Linked DNA regions of Homo sapiens: region 1 is linked to region 2. A link is a contact called in ENCODE Hi-C or POLR2A ChIA-PET data. All regions are on one chromosome and are shown on one strand. Each heading gives the region's core, a stretch centred on a gene start or an enhancer-like site at or near the end of the contact. The rest is flanking DNA. Distances are from core to core; before and after follow the strand shown. Region 1 has its middle 130 kb from the start of TEAD1. Region 2 has its middle 46 kb from the start of PARVA.

Region 1 (5,919 bases), core at 2,434-4,933, 210 kb before region 2:
CTTTCATGCTTCTCTGGCGCTTTGAATCTGCCAAGTGCCTGGTCCCTAGCCAGAACCCCCACTTTCTTCCTGACGTTGGATATTGGATGCCATGTCTGCCTATGGGATAGTTTCTTCCCAGGTCCATCCCATCTAAACCTTGCCTGAGCTTCAGGAGCTCAGAAGGAGCATCACAGGAGCCCTGTAGTACTGTGCCCACGTCTGACCACCCTCTCTCTGTGTTTGGGCTACTGATCCCCAGATCTCTGCTGTCTCCAACATGGCACAGTTCTGGGCACTCTCTCCCTTTGAGAAGGAACACCAATGGCCAGATTTTGGAGCATAGATACTGACATCCTTCGCCCTGACACCCAGAAAAGAAAGCCAGGGGCTGGGCCTGATGTGAAAACCTCAGTCAAGCAGGTTGGCTCCACAAGCAGCAATAATTCCTTTGGGAAACAAGAGTGCCAGGCAAGGAGACCAAGGCAGAGACTCAGGTGTGTTGGGGAATGGGGAGAGACCACTGCTTAGGGCCACAGCCCCTTGGATCTTAGCTGCTAGCCTTGAGTAAAATAATGTCATTGGGGCACTGAGGGTCCACAAGTATGTTCAGAAACTGGATGAGGTGGAAGTTGCAGGTAGAGGCTTTATTAGCTGAGGTACACGGGGTCCAGAGATGTGTGCATGTGGGGGGTGGTGCAGGAGCCCACAGGGATGGCAGGTCGGCCCACCTGGCTTCCTGCCCATTTCCCTTTCTCACTTATGCAGAGGGAATGCCTCCTTTCCTGTTCTGGCTGATATGCAATGAGAATTTTATATTCATAGCTCCCTCATTGTATGTCATCCTGAGAGGTTCCTCCTGCCTCCTCAGTGAGCCACATCTTGGATCACAACATTGCTGAGTCTTGTGTACAGAGTGTGAATGTGACACATTTCTACCACCTTTGGGGACATCCCTGGGGAGAGGCAGGATATTTGGTTTAAATCCTGGCCCTAAAGCTGCGGCATCCCTGGGCTGGAATGTAGAGTAACAGGGCTGCCCTGAGGAATGAGCGGGAACTTGATCTGCCAAAGGAGACGCTCCACACAGGGGCCACACCTGGGCCGGGGCTCGCTGAGGCCGGTAGTGTGTGCCTCCTCCACAGAGGGCCTCCCTGAGGTTCTCTTAGGGGAGGGAACTACGCCCTGTGCCCTGCTACCTCTGGTTCTATGCTCAGAGTAGCAGGGCATAGGACCCACGCAGGTCTGGGAAGCCTCATAACAATCCAAAGACCCCCTCTTTCCCAAAACAGCCAGAGGAAATGTGCCATCGTGCAAAGAATGTGGGCGTGGGAATCACACAGACCTGGGTTGGATCCCACCTCTGCCACGTGCAAGCAGTGCAACCTTGAGCAACTCACTTACAACTTCTTGGAGGCTGTTTTATCATCTGTAAAAACATGAAGTTAATCACACCTACCTCAGAGGGTGCTGTGATGATTAGAGAAAATGCTTACATACAAATAACATTCAAACATGTCAGCAGTTTTAATATCAGCCCCAAGAATGGAGGGAATGGGGGGTCAGAGGTCCCTGGAGCCAGCTTTGCCATCAACGGGCTCTGTGACCTTGGGCAAACTCTCTCCCCTCTGCAGTGGTGGGGCTAGATGCGATTATTTCTAAGAACGCTGAGCGTCCCACCTCCAGGATTCTTCTTTCTCTTTTCTTTTCAAGCAGCCCCCGTTCTGGTCTCAGGGAGGCAGGTTCTGAGATGGAGGTATATGAGCAGGTGGCTTACTGGGGAGTGAGCCCAGGAACAACACCAGTGAGGGAGCGAGAGCTCAGGGTGAGGAGCTAGGCTGTGATATGCAGTGAGGGTGGCCTCAACTGCTCCTACCTGGAGCTCTGGGGCTGGAGGGAGGATCTTGAAAGAGCCTCTTCCCTTCAGAGATGTCCAGATGGAAGAAAGTGTATGCACTGACTGTGTGCACCGACCAGTCCTTGGGTGCCCATGCAAGGGCGTGTCATCTTGGAGATAGGCTCACATCTTTCTTCAGCAGGGCCTATCATGCAGTGGGAGGCAGCTGGGGGTGTGGAGGGTAGGGAGAGAGGGAAGAATGAGTGCCTTGGCCCTCAGGGCCACCTGGGCAGGGGGTACCACAGCATCCACTGCACAAGCCCTTCCTGCTTCTAGACTTCTCTAGAGTGGAGATTCAGTCTGCTGGCTTCTCAGTCTTGGACCTGGCCTGCCCTGGCCTTCGCCAGCAGGGGAGAAATCAGTGTCTGTCCACGAATACTCATCCACTGTCTGCAGCTGCCAGGAATTCTGAAGGCAAAAGCTAAGGAATTCAAAGCATCTATGACTTAGCAGGATTGTTCCAAAACTGCAGACTTCTCCAAAGAGCCTTCTGGATTTCATTGTGAATGCTTCTCTCAGTTCTTAGAACATAGCCAAGGACTCCCGCCCCTCACTTTTCAGGGCTGTCCTCTGGCTGCTGGGGTCAGTGGGCCTTGGTGAGCTTGCCTGGGGAATGCGTGGGTGTTTGGAACCCTTGCCTTCCTGCCTAAAGGTAAGATGCTTGGAAGCTGGAGTCAGACAGTTCTACCCCTTTCTACAGGGTTATTTTGGCCACTCCACTTAACCTATCTGGGCTTCTTTGCTCATCTCTAACATGGACTTGGTACTACCCTCAGAACCTAGGGACGTGGCTTTTCTGGAGGCTAAAAACAGAACATCTTGAGCAGATAAACATGCTGCCTTCTGGTAAATATGTAGTTTGAGTGGTAGCTACTATCTTTCTATATATTTTACCTCCTGCCCCATCCCCAATCATAACTGATTGGTCCAGGAGTGGGCATTAAGAATTTATTTGGAGCCTTGTATTGGCATCCTGAGCTATAAAATTTGTACAAGGCTACAATGGCAAGCAGCTTTCCTTGTAATATTCCTGTCTCCCTCCCACTCTCCCAAAGACATCACTAGTCAAAAGGCAATGGGGAGAGTGCTGGGTTGATTAGTAATGTCTGCCATAGATATGTGAGGAGCAGAGGAAGCATGGTACTATTTGCCAACCCTGGCCTAAGGCTTGCAGGAATAACGGTAGCACTAGGAACCCCTACTGCTGTGGAGCTTTCAGGTTTACAGAGTGTCCATAGCCACACTATTGTTGAGCCTCTTCACCAGCCCTGGGTTGTGGAGTGGCCCTCCTCGGTGTGGGATGATTACTCTCATAGTTGGAGCATAGGTTCAGGAGAGAGGCCTGAAGATGGCGGGGTGGGAGACACTTCTGAGCCAGGCAAAATCAAACCAGGATTCAACAAGTGACAAGCCCCCCTTACATCCTCACTACCGACGGAGAGGCTCAGAGGTACAGTGATTTGCCCAGTATCAGACAGCTAGCAAATGCCAGGCTTGAACATAGGCCCTTTGCCCCTAAATCAAAGTTTTCAGGGGTTCTGGCTATCCTAATAAAATGTGCTTGCACTCTCTCCCCTGGGCTTCCCCTGAGTCGAGTCTCTAGCAGTGTAACCTGACTGCAGATTTTCACATTGGGAAAATCCAAGAGAAGAAACTTGCTGCCTGTGACTTGTTTTCTCTCAGTCCCTGGAATTTGATTTTGTAAAATGATCTCATAGGCTTATTATAAACATGCATTGATGTACATCTTCAACTTTTGAAACAGCCAGTGTGAGTAAAGCTGAGTCACGAATGGAGGAAGCAGAGCCTTTCAGTAAAGTCTATTCACATATGGGCACAGGCTGTGCCAGTGGAGCCGTGTGCTTCCAGGCAGGGCTCTGGGCTCAAGTAGGCCGTAAGTCAGGATTGCTGTCATCTTGCTTTTTCAGTCCCCTGTCTCTGGGTCTACTGGTGTTCCCAGCCACAGTCTCAGGAACCAATCTGCTGATGTGCAGTGTGGGGAGGTAGAGGTTCACAGGCAGGCAATAACTCAACAGCCCTGGAAAAGTTCTGTTATTAAAGACCTAGTATCTACCTGGAGCACCTGGACATTGTTTGATGACAGCACCCTCCTCCCTGGCTCTCTCATCCCTCTCACGGGCCTAAGCTCCTGCCTTCACCTGCCCTGCACAGCAATTGCCCAATGGGACTCAAAAAGCCCACTACTAATTCCAGCTGGTCCCCTGTCTGAGGCTGGCAGACTGGGCCAGCCCCCTCTGTGTGGTGCCATCTCCCCTGATCTCAAGCCCTGCTTGCTGCCTGTCGCTTAGCCCTACCTGCTGGAATCCTCCTTTCCCTGTACACCTGCCTGAACTGTGACCAGCTTGTGTGTTCCTGCCTATGAGACCTCAGCAAGCCTGGCTATTTCCCTGGGCCCAGCACTGGTCAGCTGGGGTGGTGCTGCAGACTCCAGCCTCTGTACCACCCATGTCCTTCCCTCTCCCCCCAACTCCAGTCCAGAAGCCGGGAGCTCAACCTGCCTCTAGCTTTCTACCCAGAGGAGGACAGCCCCCCAAGTCCCCACAAGGGCAGAGACAGGCCACTTGTTTGTTGGAGAGGAAGTGAGGCTTCCTCAGGCATTCATACCTGTGCCTCTTCCCAGAGTACTCCAAATAACCAAGTGTTTCGCATAAAAAGACACAGAGCATACCCTTAAAAGAATACTTCAAGGCTGGCACTTATAATTCTAGTGCTTTGGGAGGCTCAGGCCAGGAGTTCAAGACCAGCCTAGCAACATAGACTCTGTCTCTACAAAATAGAAATAAAGAATTAGACAAGTAGGGTGGCATGTGCCTCGAGTCCTAGCTGTTTGGGAGGCTGAGGCAGGAGGATTGCTTGAGGCCAAGAGTTTGAGGCTGCAGTGAGCTATGGTTGTACCACTGCACTCTAGCTTGGGTGATAGAGTGAGACCCTGTCTCTAAAAACAAACAGAAATGGAACAACTTCAGAGTTCGGATAAACCTCTTTGTTTAATTTCAGAGTTTCCTGCAATCAGTTAAGAAAAGCCCCACCACTCCCCCTCCGTCAATTAACTAGATAAATACATAAAGTCAAGAGGAAACAGTATTTGTGATGGTAAAAGGAATTTTGATTCACAGTTGGAATCAAACCTCGTTGACACTGATCATGACCTCACCTCTAGCCTGTGTGGTGTTGGGGAGCCAGGGTTAAAGGAATGTGGAGGCAGCAGGACATCCTGGAGAGAATGAAGACTTCAGAGTCAGACAGAGCTAGATTTGAAGCCAGCTGGCGAACCTCTGTTTTCTCTTCTGTAAAATGGGTAACTATAGCACCTACCTGACAGGTTAGCATCTACATGATGGATAGGTTTCTGTGCATGGTACATGGCTGGAGTCCAACAAGAATTTATTTCAAGTCTGTCTTTTTCCACTGGAGATCATCACTGAGTTGCGGTCTCCTGAGCAGAAAGGGGGTTGGCAGCCGGAGCATGTGTCTCTCTTGGAACACCCTAGGCTCTGGCAGCACACAGGTTATGCAAGGCACAACCGGAGGAGGAAGTAACAGGATCCTAGCAGTGACTGTTGTTGGAGAGGGTCAGACCAAGCTAAAGCTTGGAAGGAGATGCAGCCTGGTTCCATCTGGATCTGAATCAAGGGTCAGAGGGAAGTGTCAAGGCTTGGAAGTCACTAGAGCATAAGCGCATGAGGCTGAGAGCATGTCTGTTTTGTTTGCTGTGGATTCTCCCATGCCTAGCGCAGCATCTGGCATCATAGGCAGTGTTTAAATATTTATTGAACAAATGAAGAATAAATGAATTAGTGACAGCCTTATCAGTTCAGAGCCTGGTTGTTTCGGGAGTTCCATTTGAAAACAAGGCAAAGGAGAACAGCTGCTGGCAGGAAACAAATGTGGGAACCACCAAAGGTTCTGAAGATACACCATGTTTAAACGGCTAGAACCTCAACTCTGGAGCCACGTGGCCAGGACTCAAAGCTCTGTCACTTACAAGACATGGAACCTGGATCATGTCACTAAATCTTTCT
Region 2 (5,985 bases), core at 2,505-5,004:
ATTATGAGTAATCTAGAGATGATTTCAAGTATGCAAGAGGACGTGCATAGGTTATACGCAGTGACTACGCCATTTTATATCAGGGACTTGAGCATCCTCAAATTTTGGTATCTTCAGGGGTTCTGGAACAAATCCTCTGTGGATAACAGAGTGTGACTGTATATTTTCCAAATGAGTGTCTTTTCATTTCCTTTATAGTATCTATTGACTAACAACTTGAGGTCAAAAAAAGATTCTTCTTAACATCTCAAGTTTCAATTTTCACATTAAAGTCCTTAATCTTTATGGAATTGATTTGTTTGTATGGTACGAAACAAGACTCAATTTCATTTTTTCCTCTATGGAAACCAATTGTCTCAGAATCACTTATTTCCTGTGATCTCTAATGCTACTGATGGCTTATATCAACTTTTCATATATATAAGAATATGTTTGGATCCTTTGATGACTTTCAGAAAAGTATTAAAATTGGCTCCATAAGATAGTACATGTTTTTTGCTAGATTTACTCCTAGGTACCTTATATTTTTGATGTTAATGTAAGTGATATCTTTATTACTTCATTTTCTAGGTGTTTCATGCTGAGATATTGAAATGCAATTAATTTTTCTAGTTTGAGCTTATATCCAGTCACTGTTATTTAGGTCCATATTATGTTTAATAGTTTACTTGTACATTTTGGGGTTTTTGTCATATAGACAATCCTAGCATCTGGAAACAACAAAATTTTTTTTCTTTCTTTCCAAACCTCTTGCCTTTCTCTGCCTTGTCTTACCACACTGGTTGGGATCTCCTGCACAAAGTTAAATAGAAGACTTAAGAGTAGGCAACATTATTTTATTACTGATTTTTAAAGAAATGCTTCTATTTAACAGTGATGTTTGCCGCATGGTTTTGGAAAATATGTTTCAATTAAGAAAGTTCTATTCTGTTCTATTGCTTTTTTTTTTTGCTAAAAGTTTTTAGCAAATGGATGTTAAATTGTGTCAAATGATTTTCCTTCTTCTATTGAAAAGACCATAAGATTTTCCTCTTTAATTTTTCAATATGGTAGTTGTAAAATCACCCTTAGATTGCCAGATTTAAAAACTAACGGGATTAAGTGTTTGTTATATTCTTTTATCTTTTTGAATCTTTGCTGTATCTGTGGTTGCATCTGCCCTTTCCATTTCTTCTTTATTTCTGTCTTCTGTCTTATTTTTAAAAAACAACTTGCAAGGGTCAGCTTTAGTCTCTCATTAATACGTTTGTTCAATATTTGGCTTGCAATGAGGCCATGGACTTCCTACAGAGTGGCCAGTGAAGCTGGAAACAGAGGTGAATATACAGCAAGCGGACTGTCGGTATTTGTTGAGTGAGCCAGTCTTCCATAGACTAGGAGTGTCCCTGTACATCTTTGCTGAGTGAGCCAAACTGCAAGGCCCTACCATCCTCTGAACCTTAGCCATTCCTCTAACTAGTCAGGTAGAGAATTCCAAGAAGGGGGTCAGGATACTACTGTGTGACTACTGCACAACTACTTGCTTCCTGGGAAAGGGGAATTGGCTCATTTACTGCTTGCTATAAAAGCTGCTGAGTCCTTTTCCTGGGGCTCCCTAGCTATGGGACAACTCACTGCACGCACAGGTGCCATCTGGGCTCATCATGTCACACCATGGGACTTGGGAACAGGGCAACTTGGGCTACCGAGCTGATGTTCCTGCTGTTTGCTATGCTGTGAATAATAAACTCTCTTGCTCTGATGTACTGACTTTTGTTGTTTACTTTTTGCACCTACATAGTTGTGGCAAACAACCCAAGTTCCTTGCATGCTTAATCATCCACTTTGAAGTCTTATTACTCCTGACCATTATCTATAAGGTTGGTGTCCTTTTCTGACAATATCCCATTATATTATGTGACAAAATAATATTATCTGTGTTTCTGTGTTCATGGCTACCTGTATTTAGAGAGACTCCTTTAGAATCACAGAAGATCTCAACCCTTCCCCTGCTCTGCTGACTTATGAATGCACAGCAACCAGCCATGTCTAATGATGGATGAAAGGGTACAACCTTTAACTCACTGCCTTCAAGTACCTTTTGAGAACAAATAGTTATGGAAGGAAACCTAAAGAATATCTATTTCCTAAAACCCATTCCCAAATTGTGGCAGAGTGTCAGAGAGGCATGCCTCAAAACCCATAGTCTGCTATCTTTGTTGAACAGCTTTTATTGCATTACTGTTTTTTGGGGGCGGTGGTGGCGGGGGTGTGGGAGTGATAACAATGAGTCCTCATTGAGATCCTTGTTTGGATCAGGCATGCAAAATTCATGTATTACAAATATTTAGAGAAACCGGCTTAAATCTCTTGTAGGGAGTATAGTTACAAATGAATGTGAATGGATGAACAAACAAATAAATACAATTTGAGAAGTCATTGACCATCCAGCTGTGTTTTATAATAATAGGGACATAAAAGAAAAGAGAAGGAATATTTTTGGATACCTATTTTATTTCAGGCCCTTTTGTGGGTGCTTTACTAACATTATTTCACTTCATCTTTTCTTCATACCACCTCTGTGAGGTTGGTATTATTCATTCAATTTTACAGATGAGAAAATTTCGCAGAAAAGTAAATAATTGTATAAGGACTACATTGGGATTCAAACTCAGGAGTGTCTGATTCTAATGCCTGTGCTCTGTCCAGGACACCTCACTGTACATTATCCAGGAATTTTTATTCCTCGGGTCCTCAGCAGCAGTGAAAACCATGGAGTGTAAGCTCAGCTACCTCCCCGGTCCTGGAGAGGCTTTCGCTAGCATTTCTCACATAATGTGTGCTCCTGCTGCCACCTGCTGGCACTTTGTGCATCCTAATTTTTCTTGGTAAACCCCTCAATCTCCGGGAAGAAGAAACCATCTGGCTCCAAAAAAGGCAAGAAGCTCCATGCAGACAACTAGCTGGTAAATCTTCCCCAAAGCTGGTAAAGCTATAAGGGAATAATTATTCTCATCGACCTCCCCTGGGGAGAAATCCTTTCTCTTTCGAAGTTACTCAGTTTTCATCAGATTCCAGGTATTGAAAGAAAGCCCAGATTGTGTTATCCAGACCATTTAAATTTGAATGGTGGTCTCTTGCTAGACTGGGGTATTCCATGCCCCTAGTATGTAACACTGATCATCATATTGACAAGCAACAAGCCAGTAGGTAACAGTGCCTCAACCAATAAGAGTCTAAGTGGCTGCAGAGCTGGGCTTGGCCTCTTTCCAGAAGGTGGTAGGGCCCCCAGGAATCAGGTTACTGCATATCCTGGTCCTTCACCTGGGCAGCTAGGACCAAGAGGGGACTCTCTTACCTCTGTCAAAGACATCACACACACAGACACACACATACAGACACACACACACACACACACACACACACACACTCTCTCTCTCTCTCTCTGTCTCTCTCTCTCTCTCTCTCTACCCCTCTCTCTGTCTCTCTCTCTCTCTGTCTGTCTCTCCCTCTCTCTCTCTCTCTGTCTCTCTCTCTCTCTCTCCACGTCCTGCAAAACATAATGATTTGTCATCTGGGGTGGATTATTAGATTTTTGTTTTCCTTTGTTTCCCTTTCCTTGACAAAATGGGGAAAAACCCTTCCCGGGGGCGGGAGAGCTTATTTCTGACTGCTGTAAAAAAAGAAAGCAGGAATTGTTGTCACGACAATGAGGAGCTCATCAAAGCCTCATTTTGCTCATCAGCCATCATTGCCCTCCATCCCGCACCCCCGCATGTTCCTCTAATTCAATGCCCGCCTAATGAATAACTCCCAGAACAAAAGCCCCTTTCAGGCTGCCTACATAATTATCAGAGGAGCCTTGCATAACTGTCGCAGACTACTCATGTTTTCAGGTCTGTCTCTAAATTTGGTTATTCACAACCTTTATAGCTCAATATTATTGCCTAACTGTGATCATTTTCTAATTATCCTAATAATACCTATTAAATAATTCCCATTAAATCACTTGAACCGGAGCAGCACAGGCCAGCTCAAATACAACTTAACCTAATAAGCGTTGGTCATTCATTAAGCAACAGGGCAATCTCTTAAAGGGACTGAATAGAATATTAAACCACCAAGGAATATTATTATTGCACAAATGTTATTACAAGTTAGAGTATATTAATTTTGGTGGCTGGTCTGCAAAACTTCCATTTGGTTGCTTTTGAGGCCACTCTCCCGTCTTGACTCTTTTAGTCTCCAGCCCCTTGTTGATCTGCATCTGTCACCCACACAAGGACAATCATGGGAAAAAGGCCCATAAACTTAACAGGGGAATTAAATTACCAAGGATATAAAGGGAATGAATGGAATCCATCTTCTGTCTGGCTTGGCACACCTCCGAAACATCACAAGCTGGCCAGATTTCTTTTGCTATAACTCAAACTAGCTCTCTCTTTTCTTTTTTTTTTTTTTTTTTTTTCATATTTGGGGATGAGGAAGATTTTCAGAAGATGCTTTACAATTTTGGTTTCTATCATTTAAATTTCAAGCAGTAAAAATTAGACAAATTCTTTAAAAGAAGATGTGTGTGGATACTTAGTAATATTTTGTAAAATGATATGAGTAGTGTTTACTAAATGCCTACAACCTAGGCAATACTCCGGTAGAGACTTTGCCTATCAACACTTCTAATTCTCAAAATGACCTGATAATATGGGGATTATTATCTTCACTTTTCAGATAAAAAATCTAGGACCAGAGAGGTTAAGTGATTTTCCCAGGACTATTCAGCCTAAGCGGAGTGGAATAGAATTTGAACACAGGGCTTATTGGCTTATTGGCGCCCACAGCTCCCCACTTCCCACCATGCCACCTCTTGGCCTGTGTTGCTGGCGGCAAACTGAAGCACGCCCTGGCTTTTCTGGTTTTTCCTCTTCTTTTCTAATGCTCTCACTGAGATCAGCAGATTGTCAAAGACAAGGACCAGAGCCTTCTGGACTGGGAATATGACCAAGCACCAAACAAGGGCAGTTCATTCTACCAAAAGTCCCACAGCAGCTGTAGAGATGGACAGTGACTCTCAGTCCAGGCAGCAAGAAACTCTTTATATTTGTAATAAGCCTATTTCTAATGAGCAAATTTGGGTCATCTTTGCAAGGAAATCCAGTGCATTGTAGTAAAAAAAACAAACAGGTATTGATTAATCATCTGCTCCATGCCAGGCACTGGCTATGGATATTACATAAATTATTTTAGCTAATCCTCACCACAAATACAAGTAACAAGTATTATTAGCACTCCCAATTTACCAACAAGAAAACTGAAGCACAGAAGAGGTAAAGTCTGACTCTAGCATTTCCCTGAAATCTAGTTGCTAAATTAACCATGCAGTTAATGAAACTGAAACCTCAGGACCCCTTACTTGGATGGGTCCTTGCAAGGTTCTGGAAGCAGCCCTCACAATTTTACATGCATGACTTTGCATGAACTCCAGGCCTCAGGAAATCTGGGTCTGCACCTGCTAGTTTCATCGCTCTCATGTAACTGGACTCTTAAAGAATTGAAATCCTAATGTTTCACTTGTTAAGTAACAAGTAACCTGTTGTTTATATTATTGCACATTATTTCAGTGCTCAGTTTTTCACCTTTTATATCTCAAATGCTGAAGGCTGAAGACATCACATTATAAAACTAAAGAGACAATACCCCCAACAAACTCTTAGGGCCCCCCAATTCATGAGCCACACCCCTACTGGAAGATTTCCGAAAATGTAGGTTTCTTTAAGCCACTCCTTACCTGAAAACCCTTCACTAGCTCATTTGTGAAGATATTTCATGTCTTTCCACATTTGACCTTTGCAGGTGCTGTTCCCTCTGCCAAAACAATCTCCTCTTTACTGGTTAACTCTTGTTCCTCCTCTGGTTCTCATCTTATAGATCACCCCTTCCCAGAAGCCTTGCTTGATGGCTTCCCTCGCCCCAAGATCAGTTAGGAACCTCTTGGTTCTGTTCACGTTG

Evidence for each region. Hi-C counts contacts between places; a loop is a spot of excess contacts on that map. ChIA-PET counts read pairs that join two places held with the same protein, here RNA polymerase II (POLR2A). Pooled maps may share reads with other maps.
Region 1: a loop to region 2 is called in a map of IMR-90, with 3 times the contacts of the local background. The contact joins two enhancer-like sites. A Hi-C loop is called at or near these places in 1 of 168 maps with a recorded cell type or tissue (IMR-90) and 2 of 50 pooled maps. POLR2A ChIA-PET finds 5 or more read pairs at or near these places in 1 of 52 experiments (BJ).

What each region holds. Positions count from the first base shown.
Region 1 is chr11:12,537,520-12,543,438 of GRCh38, reverse strand. No RefSeq gene overlaps it. Among named protein-coding and RNA genes, the nearest start is that of TEAD1, 130 kb to the left of the region's middle. Within about 2 kb of position 3,683, at least 7 of the 41 ENCODE cell types and tissues checked have a DNase peak (open chromatin) inside an H3K27ac peak, as active enhancers do.
Region 2 is chr11:12,328,325-12,334,309 of GRCh38, reverse strand. It overlaps a transcript of MICAL2 not described here. Among named protein-coding and RNA genes, the nearest start is that of PARVA, 46 kb to the left of the region's middle. RefSeq lists an enhancer at 3,339-3,840. Within about 2 kb of position 3,754, at least 3 of the 41 ENCODE cell types and tissues checked have a DNase peak (open chromatin) inside an H3K27ac peak, as active enhancers do.